Linked DNA regions of Mus musculus: region 2 is linked to region 1. The links are chromatin loops, found by intact Hi-C in ENCODE. Cell type or tissue: heart. All regions are shown on one strand. Each heading gives the region's core, and the rest is flanking DNA. Links, peaks and the distances in the headings are about the cores only.

The links. Hi-C counts contacts between places; a loop is a spot of excess contacts. Peaks named below come from ENCODE experiments on the same cell type or tissue, not always from the same donor. Only the 100,000 strongest peaks of a DNase experiment are listed, where the experiment ranks them.
Region 2: a loop joins it to region 1, with 10 times the contacts of the local background. A loop is called at or near these places in 4 of 42 quality-filtered maps.

The regions. Positions count from the first base shown.
Region 1 is chr3:40,942,334-40,951,599 of GRCm38, forward strand. Larp1b (La ribonucleoprotein domain family, member 1B) reads left to right here and starts at 8,317. Exons shown (of 10, transcript NM_001040399.2): 1 at 8,317-8,351. In heart, for the core only: no CTCF peak of the experiment used is centred there; DNase peaks (open chromatin) are centred at 7,378 and 8,418; H3K4me3 peaks cover 2,580 bases; H3K27ac peaks cover 1,944 bases; H3K27me3 peaks cover 404 bases.
Region 2 is chr3:40,842,686-40,851,951 of GRCm38, forward strand. It overlaps Mfsd8 (major facilitator superfamily domain containing 8), which reads right to left and starts at 4,169. Exons shown (of 12, transcript NM_028140.5): 1 at 3,956-4,169. The coding sequence starts at 4,020. It also overlaps the pseudogene Gm2011. In heart, for the core only: CTCF peaks have their summits at 4,017, 4,220 and 4,496 (motif pointing right); DNase peaks (open chromatin) are centred at 4,076 and 4,566; H3K4me3 peaks cover 1,707 bases; H3K27ac peaks cover 1,297 bases.

The DNA.
Region 1 (9,266 bases), core at 924-8,923:
TTATTTTATGTGTGTCTGTCTGTATGTGTGTATGTGCATCTAAGTGAAGATGCCAGTGGAGGTCAGAACGTAGTGTCCAGGTAGTTGGGAGCTATCTGCTAGATGCAGGGAACCAAGTTCTAATCCTCTGCAAAAGCAGTGAGCACCATGACCAAGGCAACTCTTAGAAGGACAACATTTAATTGGAGCTGGCTGCCAGGTTCAGAATTTCTGACCATTATTATCAAGACGGGAACATGGCAGCAGCATCCAGGCAAGCATAGTGCAAGAGGAGCTGAGAGTTCTACATCTTCATCTGAAGGCTGGCTTCCAGGCAGCTAGGTCAAGTGTCTTAAAACCCACACCTACAGTTACACATCTACTCCAATAAGGCCACACCTCCTAACAGTGTCACTCCCTGGGCCAAGCATATATAAACCATCACAGATGTGGAGGTGGGAGGACCAGTAGTTCAAAGACATCAAGGGTTACATGAAACCCTGTCTCAAAAACTTGACAGAGGGATAGAAAGACACCAAATAGTATGGGAAGGTAGAGAGAAAGCAATCAATTCTAGCTCTGCTGTTACAGACTGGAAGTTCTTAGCCCAGACACATAAGCTTTTGAGATACTAAATTCCTATTTCAGTAAGACTGCTGTACTGAAAGCTACCTAAGCTTGAAGAGTTGTTTTGTGCCTTATATTCTCAAGTAGAAATGAAAATTTCAGCCGGGCGTGGTGGCGCACGCCTTTAATCCCAGCACTCGGGAGGCAGAGGCAGAGGCAGGCGGATTTCTGAGTTCGAGGCCAGCCTGGTCTACAAAGTGAGTTCCAGGACAGCCAGGGCTAAACAGAGAAACCCTGTCTCGAAAAAACAAACAAACAAACAAAAAAAGAAATGAAAATTTCAAGTTTAAGGTCAGCTTTAGCTAAACAGTAAGACTGTCTTTGTTGTTTTGAAACAGTTTCTCTGTGTGGTCCTGGCTGTTCTGGAACTCACTCTGTAGACCAGGATGGCCTCTAACACAGAGATCTGCCTGCCTCTGCCTCCCCAGTGCTGGGATTAAAGGCGTGCACCATTACCACCCTGGCCAGGTTTTACTCTTAAAGAACATTTTCTCAAGAGACTAACTTATGTTCTCTAGATTTTAATTCCCATTACATTAAGGGGTAATCTCCAGTAATTTAATATGCCTGCTACATGTTATATTTATCTCATGTAATCCTCACAGTATGGCATGGGCCTTAGTGGAGGCAGAGAAGACTGGCAGTGGCAGAATGATGGAAGGGTGATGGCAGTATGCAGGTAGCAGTAAAAAGATCCCATAATTGGTAGGATTAGTGAAAGCCTGGAACACTGCTGGCTGGCAGCTTCTTGTCGATGAAGGAACTGTTAATTCCACCAGGCGAGAATAAAACCACTACACATTTTTAAAGCCAAATATGAAGCAACCTTTAATTAAATACTAGCCAGGAGGATGGACTCTGATCAGGTCTATTCCTGGGTGCCCCGAAAATGACAAGTCACATTTTGCAGAGACTTAAAAAGGCAACCCATAAGTCTATCATATTTCCCATCCAGTCAATAAGGAGGCAGGCATACAACCTGATGTATTTTCTACCTCCTGTCTACATTTGATCAAGCATATCTGGTATAGCTGGGTCAAACAGACTTGTTTAGGGGTGTTAAAACATACAGGTTGTTATCTCCCATAAACAATACCCACCAGTATTTCAGGAATTATCTGTCCTTGGGCAAAGGATTTGCAGGATAAGAGGTATTTTATTTCATGACTCTTGTGATGATTTATATATGCTTGGCCCAGGGAGTGGCACTATTAGAAGGCATGGCCCTGTTGGAGTAGGTGTGTCACTGTGGGTGTGGGAAATAAGACCCTCATCCTAACTGCCTGGAAGCCTTCAGATGAAGATGTAGAACTCTCAGCTCTGCCTGCACCACGCCTGCCTGGATGCTGCCATGCTCAGGTCTTGATGATAATGGACTGAACCTCTGAACCTGTAAGCCAGCCCCAATTAAATATTGTCCTTTTAAGACTTACATTGGCCATACATAGTGTCTGTTCATAGCAGTAAAACCCTAAGACAGACCTCTTAGGCATAGTAAAACTTACAACATAACTTTGGCTCTCACAGAACTAGTATGGAAGGGAATGACAATCATGTCTCTTAACTTGTAAGGACTAGAAAGTGGTTACCATTCACCAAGGATATTAACTGAGTGTGATGACACAGGCCTGTAATTCCAGCACTTGGGAACTACAGGTCAGATGATTAGGAGTTCATAGTTTTCCCGGGGAATTTAAAGAATTCAATGCTAGTCTGGGTCACATGAGACTGTCTCCGCAGAAGGGGAGCTGTTGGCTAGAGGATGCTTTCTCTCACATTCATATAGGAGAGCTCATTTCTTCATCCTCTACCCATTTGCCTTCATAGTAGAGTTTTGACCCAAATAACTTGTTTCTCTAGGCTAGGATGGATAACTCCTATTCAAGAACAAATCATTCACAGATCAGCTAGTGACTCATTTATTTTTACTAGAAAAATGGGCACAAATGGCCAAGTGCTTTCTTGGCACCCCAGACATTTCACTTCCAGCACTGTTTTAGGCACAGAGATCTATCTCCACATTTGTCCATGCTGGCCACATAATCCTGAGTTTAAGTGATCCTCCCACATCTCTGAGTAGCTGAGATTACAAGTGCCTGACACCTTGTCTGGAACCTCCATGGTTTTGAACTAGGAAATGGAGGAAGAATCTGATATAAGCTATATTCTAGCTATAAAGGAAAAGTCAAGGAACAAAATGGCGGTTAGCAATGGCAAACTGGCTCAGCTAGGGTGCCAGTAACAGATGGAACATTCAGAATGCATAATTTGAAGTTGTTAAAAGGACCATTTACAGAGGTATGGACTATCTTCAGAGAATCTGGGGCCAGCTAGTACACCCCGAGGGCTGCTGCTTATTATCTCTATGGCTAAAAGGGCAAAGATTAGAAATACAGGACAGGTAGAGAAAAAACTCTGCTGATAAGCTTTGGTGATTTGACTTAGGGAACGAGGACTGTGAACTTCCATATCTTCAGACCTTTCTAATATTCAGATGCTAGAGGGCAAGTCTGCACACTGCTACTATCTAGGGAAGTTAGACTTCTCTAGTACAAGGTCAGGAGAAGGAGGATTGCCAAGTTGGGTAGCACATAACTACAGCTCCAGGAAGAACTTGGGAGGCTAAGTCTGGTAGATTTTAAAATTTGAAGTCAGTCTAGGTTACATAGCATATTCCAGGGCAGGCTGGGCTACTTAATGCAACTCTGTCACAATAAACAAACCAAAATAAAACAAAACAAAAAATACAAAGCAACCAAATAAAACACAGGACAACCCATTTCCCAGACCCTTCTTAGGGAGGTATTACTCTATCTCTTAAAAAAAAAAATTATTTATCTATATGAGTACACTGTAGCTGTCTTCAGACACACCAGAAGAGGGCCATGTGGTTACTAGGAATTGAACTCAGGGCCTCTGGAAGAGGAGTCAATGCTCTTAACTGCTGAGCCATCTCTCCAGCCCCGGCTCTACCTCTTAATAAAAGTTTTCTTGCTTGTTCTTCAGAAACAAAACACGAAACAAATAAAAAAGAGCAGAAAAAGAAAAAGGCTAGAGTGAACAAGAACAAAAACATCAACGCTCTTAACAAGAAGCAGGTATGGCAGGCAGCGGTGGCACAAGTTGCCTAGCAAGAGGCAGGGGGAGCTCTGAGTGTGAAGCTAGCCTGGTCTTCAGAGTGAGTTCCAGAACAGCCAGGGCTACACAGAGAAACCCTGTCTTGAGAAAAAAAAAAAAAAGAAGAGGAAGAGGAGGAGGAGGAGGAAGCAAGAGTTCTAAGTACTTGAAAGATAGATAATAGCCAGCCAGCTTCTGTCCAAGTAACAATGCACTACAATCGAGGCTTTAACCCCTGCCACTGTTTTCTGGAGTCTACAACTGCTCTCAATTCTCTACTGGCAAAACAAATACTGTTTCTAGAAACACTGTTTCTTTCTCATCCTTCACTTTGACTTAAGAATCTGTCTGTCTGTCTCTTTTTTTTTGGGGGGGGGGGGGGGGAGTTGTTCCAGACAGGGTTTCTCTGTATAGTCACGGTTGTCCTGGAACTCACTTTGTAGACAAGGCTGGCCTCAGACACAGAAATGTGCCTGCCTCTGCCTCCCAAGTTCTGGGATCAAAGGTGTGTGTCCCATGCCCAGCTGAAACTTTTTTTTTTTTTTGAGAAGTCTGTAATCTTTAAATACAATCCAGAACTAGAGTGAGAGCTCAGAAAAGTACTTATGAGGATTTGAGTTTGATGTCCAAAAAAGGACCAAACATGGTGGCACCAGGGAGGTTCAGACTCACTGGCCAGCTGGCCCAGCCTAGTGGGTGAGTTCCAGCTAGTGAGAGAATTTACATCAAAATAATAAATAAATAAAGAGAAATGGGTGGATGCTGCCTGAAGTCTACCTCTGACCTACATACACGTACCCGTGTGTACACACATACACATACACATGCATACACCAAATATCCACAGCAGCACAAGTAAATGGAATTTTAGAGAGACACTATCCTATTTCCTCTTCCTCCCCTGACTCAGTCTTGTATTTCAATAAGCTGATGGTAAAAAATAAACACAGCTGGGCATGGTGGCGCACACCTTTAATCCCAGCACTTGGGAGGCAGAGGCAGGCGAATTTCTGAGTTCGAAGCCAGCCTGGTCTACAGAGTGAGTTCCAGGACAGCTAGGGCTACACAGAGAAACTCTGTCTCGAAAAAATAAATAAATAAATAAATAAATAAATAAATACAATGTGTTCAGAATCTCATTGACTAGTACTTGTTGGTACAATTTTATACAATTTAGTATTTCCCAACAGGTCTTGAAAAAAACAAACTAACTCTGATTACAAGAACAGCTAGCAGCCAAGCAGTGGTGGTGCACTCCTTCAATCCCAGCATTTCAGGTGACAGGGGCATCTCTGTCAGACAGAGGCAGGGGGATCTCTGCCAGTCTGTAGCTTGATCTACAGAGCTAGTTGCAGGACAGTCAGGGCTACACAAAGAAACCCTGTCTCAAAACAAAAACAAACAAACAAACAAAATAAAAACAAAAACAAAACAAAACAAAAACCAAACCAAAACAAAAAAAGTTGGCATTGGGCAATACAGATTGAAGTATAGTCCTCATTGACTAGCAACCAGTTTCAGGAGGTTGCTTAGGGTCACAGCAAAGCCTCACTTTATAGCTGACGTAATGTGTGAGGTCATGAGTACACTATTCAACAGGGTTGGAGCTGGCGTGAGGTGGAGAAAACCTTTTCACCAGTAAGAATAGCTCTCAATGATGACCTTGCAGAATAGAACTTCATTAAACCAGAAGCATGTGCTGCCAATATCACCTCAGATCAAATTTCAATGCTAAAAAGAAAGAACTTGCTAGGCTTCCCAAAATGTTATCTATCTGTACTGTGTCACTACCCATCACTGGGGAGCAACAGTGGGAACATAGTTAAACTGTGATCCAGTGCAATTCCTACAGATTAAAGCCTGGGAAATTAACTGGGAGTGATGGCTCCCCTCCTCTAATCAAGGCATTTGGGAGTTGGAGTAAAGGTCAAAGTTAAATCTCAAATCCCCGGGGCAAAAGGCTGAGGTGCCTATTTAACAATGGGGACCTGGAAGCTAGGTTCTCCAGGCATCCTTCAGCCCCAAACAATTACAGGGCCCTCCTGGCTGCCATACCCCCAGTCCCTACACTGGACTCCCCAGCCCAGGCAACTGGGCTGCTCTTCCCTTATTATAATGCAGCCATTCTGGTTGCACGTCCCTTTTGTACCTTTGGCCTCCAGGCTGCTAAAATTTGTCCCTTTCTCTCCCCTCTTCCATCCCCCCCTCCTCTCCACATGCCTCCAGTTCAGTCTCAGTCTGGTCATGTCCACTCTAGATTCCTCCACCATGCCTAGGAGCAGTCATGTCCTCTCCTCTGTAGCTCTTTTTTCACTCAGTCAATTGTTCAAAGCAAAGGAGCTGGAGAGATGGCTTGAGGACTAAGAGCGCTTACACTCTGGCTTCCCAGCACCGTGCTGGGCACAACAGCCTGTATCGGCAGCGCAAGGAGGATCCAATACCTCTGGTAATCAAGGGCACCTGCACACTTGTGTGTGTGCACAAACGCACACACACGTACTCGCATTCTTGTGATTAAAAATAGAACAATTCATGCTGGGCAGTGCGCTTCTTTAATCACAGCATTTGGGAGGCAGAGGCAGGCGGATCTAAAAAAAGAAATCTAGACAGAGTGAATGTACAAAGCCAACTGGGTGTGGTCCTTATGCTTTAATACTAGCCTTAGGGACTCTAAAAGAATCTTAAAAAAAAAAAAAAGTTCAAGACTAGCTGGTGGGTAGCACGCATGCCTGTTGGTCATCCCATTTCAAAAGCTAAGGCAGGTGCATTCCTTTGAGTTCAGAACCAGACTGGTCTAAATCGATGGCTTCCAGGGCAACCTGGACTAGAATGGTAGGCTCACGGCCAGCCTCGAGATCGAGGTCAACTTGTGCTACAGGAGACTTAGTTTGATGAAAACATCAAAACCCACTGAAAAAAAATGAAAAATGAAAAAGGTGGCGAAATGTCTAGTGTTCGTTTTACTCAAGAGCACTAAAGAATCATTTCGTTGTCTGTAGGTTAGAATCAGGACCGACAAGTGCACTTCTTGTAATGTCGAGGCTGGGTCTTCACTTGAACTTGGCTCCGGATCAGGAGTGCCTATTGGAGCCCACATCGTTACTGGGAAACTTTTCCTGGGTCCTGAGGACCCGCCCTCGTGAAAAGCCTGAAGCGTTTCACCTTAGCGCAAATGGACTTTCTGGTCCTCCTGGTTCCTGAAGATTGTCCTCCTAGTCCCTGGGTCACAGACGTAAGATGCTCCCCAAGCGTAGCAGGTTCATCCTCGCGATCCGCTAGGGCGGGGCTCTCATCAAACCATGCCCGCCGCATTCGGGAAGACTCCACAGGCCGCGGTCGCCCGCAGCGTTTAGGGAATGCCCGCAAGTGGCCACGTCACTTTCCAGGGTGCCCGCCCCCTAACCTGCCTCGCCCTCTACCCGCCCCGCCCCTCACCCTGACTGGCCCTCGCCCTGGTCCTTGGGCACCTGGCCTACTGAACGCTGATTATCTTGGCTCTTGCCTACATCACGCCCCGCCCACTGGCACGCCTTTCCCCTTGCGCGCCCCGCCTCTTGGACGCCTCCGCCTCCGCACGCCCAGCCCATCGGCCCGCCTCAGCCTATAAACGCCCCGCCTACCTGGCCACCCCGCCCATTGGCCCTCCTCGCCCTCTGTACGCCCCGCCCAGTAGCCTTCCTCGCCCTCTGCACGCCCCGCCCCTGGCTGCCTCGCCCTCTGCATGCCCCGCCCTCAGGGACAGTTACCGGCTCAGGCCGCGCGCGCCTCCGCAGCTCGCCAGAGATCCTTCAGACTGGCTGGAGCGCCGCGTTGTCGCCCGCGCCCGCTGAGGGCTCGCGGCTCGGGCGCGCCCGGCGCGAGTGGCGAGCTCCGGCCGTGCGCTGCGACGAGGCCAGGCGGCGGGCGGTTAGCGCTCCGCTCGGCGGGCGGGGAGGACGGGCACGCCGGGCGCTGCACGCCTCGGCGGGCGGGTTCCGCGTCCCAGGACCGAAGCGGGTCGGTGCCCCCGTGTGGAGAGAGGGGCGGCCGGGCTCCCTGGACCCGGACGGCCCCCGGCTGGGCAGGAGGCTGGGGCCAGGGGCCGGCCATGTCCGCTCGCGCCCCGGTGCCCGCCGCTGCCACCCGGGAGGACCCGCCCGCCGTGGCCGGAGACCGGGACGCGCTGTTGGCAGCGACGAGCCGGCGGGCGGAGCAGCCGGCGCCCGGCGAGCGGGAGGGCAAGGAGGCGAGGGAGGAGCGGGCCGCGGCCGCCACCAGCGCGGGTGCGCGGGGAGAGCCGTCGCCGGCGCTCGTGCTGGGACACAGCGTGCCGCAAGCGGCCGTGCCCGTGAGGCCGCTGGCGCTGCACCTGGCGCACAAGGCGCGTGCGCCCGGGGGTCCCTTCGGCGGGGAGGCTCCGCCGCTGCCGCCGCCGCCTCCGCCGCCGCCACCACCACCGCCGCCGCTGCCGCCGCCAGCACCGCGGGACCCACCGGAGGACGCCCGCGAGGACCCAGCGGCAGCCGGCCCGGAGGACAAGCCGCCGCCGCCGCCGCCAAAGGGGAACCCGTGGACCAAGAAGCTGCCGCAGCACCTGTCCACCGTGGGCACCGGCGTGCCGTCGCCCGCTCAGGACTCCCCGGAGGCCGGTGAGTGCGGTCCGCGGGAGGTGTTTGGTTCCTAGGTGTCATTCACCGTGCCGATTTACATAAATGGACATCTAGGAGAGGGAGCGACAGGAAGAGGTGGGACCTCAGGTTCTCCTTGACGGGTAGGGGCACGACGTGGGTGACTGGGCAGCGGGGCTGTGCTGGGCTCGTGCCTTCACGTGTCGGCGTCCTAGACGCGGTGAATACCGTGGAAAAGTTTCCGGGAACTTGACACAGAGTAGAGGCGAGTCGGGACGAGCGGATTTGTAAGTGGAAGTCCGATTGGGCTGGCTCCTGAAGTGAGGTGGTGAAACGAAAGTCTCGAAAAGCTGCTAGGTAGATGTGGCTGTGAAGGCAGCTGGTATTAGGTGTTTTTGCGGTTGTGTGGTTGTGTTTCAGAATGCCTGACACAGGACAGTTGATTCAGAGTCCGGATCGCACAGCTGGTCCCACGGTAGCCTGCGCGTTAGCAATTGGGTTGTGCCTTTGCGTTCGAATGCTGACCCATGCAATATGGCCCTTGGGGCTTTATTTGGGTTGCAGCAACTGCAGTTAGAAAGTAAAATGAAGACTGGCTTGTATTTGGTGGCGTATGCCGATTGATGTAGAGGATTAGGCGTTCGAAGAGAAGTCAAAAAGAAAAAAGTTAGAATGGAAATGCTGAGTAAAACTCTCCTTTTTCTTTTTTTTTCTTTTTTTAATAAAACTGCACTAAAATAACTGAACTTTTCTGTGGGAATTGCGGCTGTTTTGTTGGCAAGTTTTCGCTGGTCTGGGGAGAGTTGGTGGAACAGCCGAAGTTTGAGCATGTTTATGGGGTTGTGAGGGTCAAATGCGGTGAAGGGATCCTGTACAATTGTGATTGTTTTATCTCTCCTGTAGGGGGAGATAAATGTTGAACCAATTTAGTTTCTT
Region 2 (9,266 bases), core at 946-8,945, 100 kb before region 1:
TTCTCAATCATGGGGACCTGGCAGCCTGCACTTCTCAGGGAATATATTAGCATTTCTCAGTATTAGTTATGTGACACTCTTGTGACTAAGAAAGTCCATGGAACTAGATTGTGAGATAGCCCTTAGGTACACTGACCCAGACCTAGTAGTCAACTCTTACATGAGCAAAGATAGGACCAGTAACAGCCAGTAAAAGTTTGCTTTGTTTTGTGATACGGCATCTCTCTAGGTAGTCCTGCTGTCCTGGAATTCGATATGTTGACCAGGTTGACCTCAGACTTACAAAGATTTGCCTGTCTCTGCCTCCCAAGTGCTGGGACAGTTCTAAACTAGAGTTCAAAACAGGATGGAACCAACACATGAACAATACTTGGCTTGTATGAGTATGTATGTGTTCATTGCATTATTAGAGCTACTAGAGAAACAATGGAACACAGTATAAATTGTATAATACTCCTTAATTGGTGTTTCTAATTATATTGGTGGAGTTTTGTAAGGGATGTATTTGTTCTTGGAAAAGGCAGACTGCAATAACATATTCGTAATATCTGAAACTTACTTTACTTTAGCATTAGATGTGTGTGTGTGTAAAGACAATTGACTGGTGAAGATAAACTAATTGGGAAGAAAAACTAATTGGTATTAGGTAAATTATTTCAATCTTTCCATGTATTTGAAATCTTTTAAAGTAATAAGTATATATTACGCTTTTTTTAGATTTATTTATTTATTATTATATGTAAGTACACATTTTCAGACCCTTCAGAATAGGGCATCAGATCTCATTACAGATCCACAGTGTGGTTGCTGGGATTAGAACTCAGGACCTTTGTAAGAACAGTCTGCTCTCTTAACCGTTGTGTCATTTCTCTAGCCCCCCCCCCCATAATGCTCTTTTTTAATTTAGAAGGAATAACAGAATATGGATGTTGATTTACTGAATTAGCATACGTTTTTTATTTTGATGACACATATGTTAGATGGCTGAGGCTGAGCTTTACAGACTTCTGCTTTACAGGGTTGTAAGAAGAAAAACTGAACCTGGGTGTCATGGCGCATGCCTTTCATCCCAGCACTTAGGGGGCAGAGACAGCAGGATCTCTGTGAGTTTGAAGGTAGAAGCCATGTACATAGTAGTTCCAGGCCAGCCAGGGCTACATAGTGAGACCCTGTCTAAACAAACAAACAAAACCTAAAACAAACAAACAAACAAGCAAAAAATGCTGTACTTCTTTCCAAGGGGATTTGTTTAACGTTTACCTTCTATCTACTAGTTCTGCTGTATCCTGGCATTCATTTTCCTGATGGAATTCTCTCTCAAGTAAAACCATGGTGTTCTAATATTTTGATAACCACAGCTCCAGATGGCAGAATGTTTAACAAATATATGACTTAAAATCCAAGAAAAATACATAATACACTGGCATGAACTGAACACCTGGGTAAAACAATATGATTCAGTGAGTGTTTTTGCACAGAGTCTGGGGCAGAGCAGCACTGCACTTTCAAAATTCGCTCTGGTCTCACTACAGAAAGGCAGAACAGCCAGACTCAGAACTGGAGAGCAAGAAGGGTGAGCATCTGGAGAGAGCATACTGATATAACTGCAGACATATGACAGAAACAAAAGGTCTGCACTGTAAGACAAGCATACTAGTACCTGCCTGTTACTGTTATTGCACTACGAAGGAGGGAAAGCAGGAAGACCCTAAGTTCAAGGCCAGCCTCTACCAGACTGAGCTGTGAGCCAGCCTGGGCTCCAAAGTGAGAACTTACCTGAAAGGAAGGAAGAAAGGAAGGGAGTGAGGGAAGAGAGGAGGGAGGTAATGCAGACATGTTAGGACAGAGGGTGCAGTAATATTTCTTTTATTGACAAACACTGAAATAAGAATTTGAAGTGTCTGTAGCATTTCAAAAAAACCTAAGGTAAGGCTAGCAATCTATAATCTTTAGGTCAAATCCAGACACCACCGGTCTTTAGCTTGATAGATAAAACTGGTTTACAGGTGAATAGTTGTTACCAGATGACAAAAGACTAACTTCAAAGACCAAGTTTCTCGCCAATAGACCAACCTACTGACTAAACAATGCACTCATTTAGTATGATCTGCAGATTTTCTCTTCTAAGTATCTATGCTATCCATGACTTTGCCTTTGGGCCTGAACCAACAAATCTAAACTATACACCAATAGGACTATTACAGAAAAAGTGGTCGGCCTCTGTTCTCTTAAATAGAATTCATAAAGGAAGTCAGTTGAGAGCACTAGACACTCAAGAAAAGAAGAAGGATCTAATCCAATTACATCAATAAATCCTGATTAGTCAATCTTGTTTGATAAGGGTTGCTGGCTTACTATACTGAACTTTGTACAGTAAAGTACAAGTGAGCAAACCCTGCAGTTAGTCATAGCTAGGGAATCAACTTATGATTTTAAAAACAGCATACATATTTCCTTTTAATTTTTAAAATGCTAAACACAGAACATAGAGTTCAATCTAATGAACTCTTCATGGACAGGAACATCTGTCCATCTTCACCTATAGATGAAGCCTAACACAATCACTTATTTAAAAGGGAGAGAAAAGTAAGAGAAAATGTGTTTAAGCTTATTTCAATCAAAATCATATTTCTGTGGTTAGCTGTACATATATAACTCAAGGATCCCACACTCTTTCTGGAAAACACAGGCCAGACATGAAATACAACAAAAGAAAAGCAAGCAGCACAAAGAAGGCTAGGAAATGGAAATGCCACAGCCCTATGCACGTGACTAACAGGGAGCTCTAGCCTGGCAGAGCCTGTACATCAGAAGCACAAAATTACAGTAAGTAAAAATAACTTCAGGGTCCCGGCAAATAACAAGCCTGGAAGAAAAAAAGTTGTTGGCAGGAGTTGCAGGTAACATAAATGAGGGTTGCTGACAGATTTCAAAAGGGAGAAGAGGGATGGCCTCTTCTAGGCGTGGAATACGCAGGGCAACTATAGAGCTGTAAGAACTCCAAAAGGATTGCGGCACAGCAAAAAGCAGGGCAGAAGCCAACAGCTTCGAAGGTCTCAACAGGCCTGGGGGATGCAGCTCTTTTAAAACAAATGTCAACACTGCTACTTATTTTAATCACCTCAAGATAAAAATCAAGAAACATAAAATTGTAATCCATCCTCTGGCCTCTGTACAAAGCATGATGCATGTGCCACCCGTTCCCCCTCAAAAAATGAACCTAATAAAACACACACTGCGCTTCAAATAAAAGACTCGATGAAATAATACTTATTGCTTCGTAAAAGTAAGAATACATATTGCTACAGTAAGACAAGCCCAACTTTTCTAAATTAGTGCTCATAAATTAGGATCAAAATGAGAATTACAAGGATGAAAATACTAATGAAACGCTTAAAGGTGTCTTTATTTTGGACATGTGATACTGAGCAAATGTGAGTCATTTTAAGTGGGTTTATTTGCAAAATATGAAGACGTTATTAGGCAGGTTAGGAAAAGTCTAACTCAAGTTTAGCTCTTGAGTGTCGGTTAAAACCACCATTTGGGGCTTTTGTGACAGTGGACAGCTACACAGGGTCAACAGAATGCAGTGTCTGCTGTAAAGGAGGCAGCTTAGGTTTCTTCATACAAAACAAAGGAAAAATAGTGAAGAAAAAGAAGCTCTCAAGCAAGAAGGAATTACCATAACAGGATTCAGGCAGATGCTTAAGACACACAGCACAAGGGCTACAATGTGAAACTGCTGTGACCTTTGTGAAGCATCCCCCTGCCCAGCTTTCTAGGTACACAAGTTCTCCAAGCACCAAGATTCTCCTCTATTCCCAAGTACACGCCATTATCCCGGAGCCTGTCCTAAGCGGCTCCGAAGGCGTTGCTGGGCATGCGCATGTGCAGCCGGGTTTCGGGTCCGGACAGTGGACTCACTGTTCCCAGCTAGTCCCACCCGCCTGCTCACCTGCTTCCGGGTGATCCCGGGCCCAAGAGGGGCTCCCGCTCGGCCTCACTTCCCAGGTTCGCCATAATTCCAGCTCTCGCTAGGCGGCGCGCTGCCCACTCTCGCGACACCTGCTCCTTCTCCAGGCCCGGAGCTGTCAAAACACTCCTACGAGTGCGCTTGCGCGCCGTGAGGCCGGAAGCGGACCGGCAGCCGAAGGGAAATGTGAAGTGTGTGGGCCCTGCAGGAGGCGGTGGTGGCAAACAGAGAGAAGGCCGGAAGAGGTGGAGCAAGGCCAGAGCCGGCCTCTGGGGGCGTGTCCCGCGGACGCCACGCCCCGCCCCGAGGACGTCCTCCCTGTCAGGCTGGCTGGCAGCTCGCCTGCTGTTTTGTACCTGAGCAGATTCAGCTCTCTGCTGTCCGAGCTGAGGCGAAAGTCCGGTGCCTTAAGCGTGGAGAGCGGTGGTGGCCAGAGGCTTGGCGAGTTCCCCTTCAGGTGTGCCTCGGCGAGCGGCCTGTAAGTAACAGCCTCTGTCATCTGCTTACGTGCAAGGCGGCATGAAGGCAGCAGTGTCCTGTCCGACAGAGGGCGTTGGGGACCCCTGTGACCCAACCCTGCTGGCCATCAGCGCCTCACCTGAAAGGGACTGAGGATGAGGCTGATGGTAGGCAGCCGCTGTTATACCCCTGACTCCGCTCCTGAGAGACTTGGAAGTCGCGGCTGATGGCAGCCAGACACTGATGCCCCCGCCGGCTCCTCACTTGAGGGGACTGAAGGTCGGGTCTGAGGAGGCTACAACCTCGCTGGTTCCGGGCCCCAGAACCTCAACTTTGCAAAAAACCAGCCCCTAGGCAAAGCCTGCTTAGCTCCAACCCGCTGCTTTCAGCACCAGGAACATAAACACTCAACAGACTCAGATACTGTTGACTTCCTAGTCTCTGTCCCTGCCATTGGACTTGTCAGCTAATTGCTGCTAGAAGTCATCGTGTGTCTCCTAAAGTAATGTTTTCTTAACTATAGATAAGATTGTCATGTGATTTCATTGGATCACATCTCTCCTAGGACACGGGTAAAGCAGATACTTATCTATCTGATCAAGACCGGAGGTCGAGATAAGTTACCCGGAATCTCTCAGAGTTGGGGCCCAGTCTCAATTCTTGAACTCCTTGAACGCTTAGCGTTTGTCCTGCCTCAGGAGCTCTCTGTTGTGTGGTATTCCCATCTCCTCTCCTTTGATCTTTCATTTGTGATCATCTCATGTGCAGCCAATCAGGCATACCCTACTAGAGAACTGTTAAACTTGAAATGTCTTCTGTTAATTATCTTTGAATCCAATCCTGATTATTAGATACTTCATTGTATTCAGTCCTGCACATTTATCTATAGTAACAGAAACAAGGAGATTCTCGTTATTGGTTCCAAGACTACAGATGGGTAGAAAATAAAGTCCTTTTTTTTAACCTCAATATTCTTCCTGTGTTATGGTTGTCATTTCTAATCCCTGGACAGTTGCACAATTTGTGACTCATATGTAATAGAGGAAGAAAAATTTAACTAGCATTCCATCAAGTACAATTTGGTATATGTTGAAAGAAATTTTATTCTTATTCGGGTCCTCATTTCATCCCTACAATGGTTTTCTAAAGAGGAGAGAGATTGACTCAAGTAGACAAAGAAGTGAAAGGCAGAGAGAATAGGAAGATGGCAGAGGGCTACAGAGCTAACCAACAGTAGCTTGAATTCAAGAAACAGGACTCCTCTAACAACAAAACCTGTGCTGTTTACCACCAGGTTTCCTGTAAACAGAATATCAAGAATATTTTCTCATATTTCCTAATAGCAAAGCAAGTATTTAGTGTTTATTTAAATGAAATAATTTGTTGCTCTGTATTAGGCCAAGTATAGTTTTCTACTTTCCAGTTGAGGTGGCTCACTCAAGGTCACACAGCTAAGTGGGGAAACTCAGGTCTTTCCATTACTGTCTCCAAGTGATGAATTCAGACAACAAAAACACATTCAGTGAGGACACAGACAACTCCTAAAGTCTAAATAAACTCAGAAACATATCAAAGGTAGCAATCAAAGCAACATGGGGGAGGACAAACAGTGGTTTTTGTTTGTATTGTTTTGTTTTATATTTTTTAAATAGTCCACCAAGAAAAAAGAGTCAAAGTTGAAGAGACTAAACCTCTCTGAATGTATTACTCAAAAATTGGGGACTTAGGTATTTGTCCCCCCACTCTACCCCCTTTTCTCTTTTGGTGATGCTAGGAATTCCACTAAACCTTTCAAGTGTTTAACGGGAAAGTTATCAACTGAGCTATACATCCAACCCCTTGTTGGGTTTTCTTCAATGATTTTTTAGAATAGTTACATCCCTCCCACTTATTTTCCTACTCTTCTTCAGTATAAAAGCAATTAAATCAGTAGCCTAAGAATAGCTGGTGTGTGTGTGTGTGTGTGTGTGTGTGTGTGTGTGAGAGACAGAGACAGAGACAGAGAGACAGAGAGACAGAGAGAGAGCGAGCTAGAGAGATTTTAATGTGTGACATGGGCTGGAGAGTTGATCCAGACCTTAAAAGCACTTATGGCTCTTGCAGAGGATCAAAATTCAATTTCCACATGGTAACATGTCATCTAATTCTGAGGAATCTGATGCCCTCTTTAGACATCAATAAGCACTAGGAACATGCATGCATACATACACTCAGACAAATAAACATTTAAAAAATGAAAATTATGTCTCTTGGGGGGGCAAGAGGGAAGTTGGCACACATGGTAGATTAAAAAAATATTACATTTTTACAATCTATTTTGCAGTACACATATGCTACAGAGGATACGAGGAGGTCAGAGGACAGATTGCAGAAATGGGTTTCTCACCACAATGACAATTTTGAAATTTACTTATGCCTTTGAGATCACATACATAAAAGTCTAGGAAGAGCCAGGCAGTGGTGGCACACTTGGGAAGCAGAGGTAGGCTACTCTCTATGACTTGAAGGCAAGCCAGGACTACACAGAGAATCCCAGTCTCAAAAACAAACAAACAAACAAACAAAAGTCTAGCAAGAAAAAGTAATGTTTGTTTAAATACTTAGATATCAAAGTAATAGGAGATTAAAAAGTACTAGATGGAGTAATATTTGTAGATTGTGAGTGCCACGCTAGCAATAAAACTCATTTCTAGGAAAGACATTCTATTCCTTGGCACTGTGATGGCACTTCTATTTTTGTTCCACTTTGTTTCTTCTCTGCACACTTGCTATTTAAAAACACAGATGTCCCTTGTATCCATTGGTACTTCAAAAGGGATTGCTATTTCTACAGGATCTCACTGGTGTCTTGCTTGACCTGAGGGCTTTTAGTGCCTGGAATAGCTCCAGATGGCACTTTAATGTAAACTGATGTTGTCTTTATCCCAACTCAGAAGATTCATAGTTCTGGATATCCTGAACATAGCCAGCTCTGCCTAGAAAGATTTTTTTAGAGGATGTGAAAATGGCTCAATAGGTAAGAGCACTTTTTATACAAGCAGGAGGATCTGAGTCGAAGGAACCAACATTTTGTAAAAGACTGGTCACTGATACTTGTGTCTATGACGCTACTACCATGCGAGTGATGTATATAACTGTCATGTAAACCTACATACATGCAGCATACACACATACACAAATACACACAAAAAAAAGAAGGAACTATATCATTTAGACATTCAGAAATCATTTTATACTGCTCTGAGACTGAAATTGGATTTTTGAATATCTGTATAATACCAAATTTCAAAACCAAATACATAATAAGCCCTATATGTGTTTGATTTGTTTTCTGTTTTTTACCTGTGAGATACGTGATAGTAGGTAAATATAGCAAGAAACTATGCTGCCTCTAGACTTGAAGTGGTCTATTACATAGAAAAGCAAAGTGATGTGGGAAATTTTGCAGTACTGGGTTAAAAAACAAAGGAGTGAACAATTTGGTATGTAATGAATATTGTTCACTGCAAAATAATGGAAATTTCATTGTCATTAGGTACTTTATTACACATGCAGAAATTAATATAATTTTTAAAAAGTGCTCTGGGCATGTTGGCATTTGCCTTTAATCCTAGCACACATGGGCCAAAGATAGATCTCTACGAGTTTCAGTCCAGCCTGGTCTACATAGTGAGTTCCAGGACAACCAGGGCTATGTAGAAATAAAAAAAAAAAAAAAAGCTTGTAATAGTACACTGTTTCTTGTTGAAGATTATTTGGGTTTTGTTTGTTTTCTCAAATATAATTGATTTAGTGTCATGATACGTGATATTCCAAAGGTGAATGTAGATCCTAGTATACTTGAGGAAGACAAGACCTTTATTATAGTATACAACTGCTCTGCAATTTAATAAATACATACAAAAATATGAGTAATAAGTTTATGAACCATCACAGAAAGACCTAAGTAGTAAAATAATTTAAATCAATGTTAGCTTCCTGTCTCTGTGACAAAATACCTCAAAAAACAACCTAAACTGAAAAACACATTAAACACTTTTCTATTGTAATAGAAACACCATGACCAAGGCAACTTCTAGAAGTTTATTTGGAGGGTCTAGTTTCAGAAGGTGAGTCAGTGACCATTGTGGTGAGAATGTGGCAGCAGGTAGGTATGGTGCTGGGGCAGTACCTAAGAGCTCACATTCTGATCAACAATTATGAGTCAAAGAAAACTAACTGGGGATGGTGTTTGGAACCCCACAGCCCACCCCCAGTGACACCTCCAACAAGGCTATGCATGCCCCTAATCTTCTCAAATAGTTCTACCAACTATGAACCAAGTATTCAAATATATGAGCCTATTGGGCCATTCTCATTCAAACTACCAGGAAAAGGTTATCTGAGCTCATTGTTTCCGAGTTAGTGTTCATTTGATGGCTTTGCTGTTAGACCTGTAGCAAGGAAGAACATCATGACATGGAACTTATGGCAGAGAACCTCCTTTCCAGTCATGGACTGGGAAGGAGAGAGATAAAAAGACAGAGTAGAAAGGGACCCAGGCTCTTGATATACCTCAAGCACACATACCCAGGAACTAAACCATTTCATAAGGTTGTACCACTTCCCTGTACACTGAGCAGCAAATCTTTAGAATACTCAGAGAACATTTCAGATCCAAACCATAACTGTTCGTCATTTAGAATTGTATTTCTGTAAAATGTATCTCCATCCTACCCCATATATCCAAAGACCCGAGATCATTTGGGAGTATGAAACATTTTTAACTTGTTTGTATTTGTATATAAACACATGTTGTGGTGTGCAAGTGGAGGCCAAAAGACAATTTACAGAA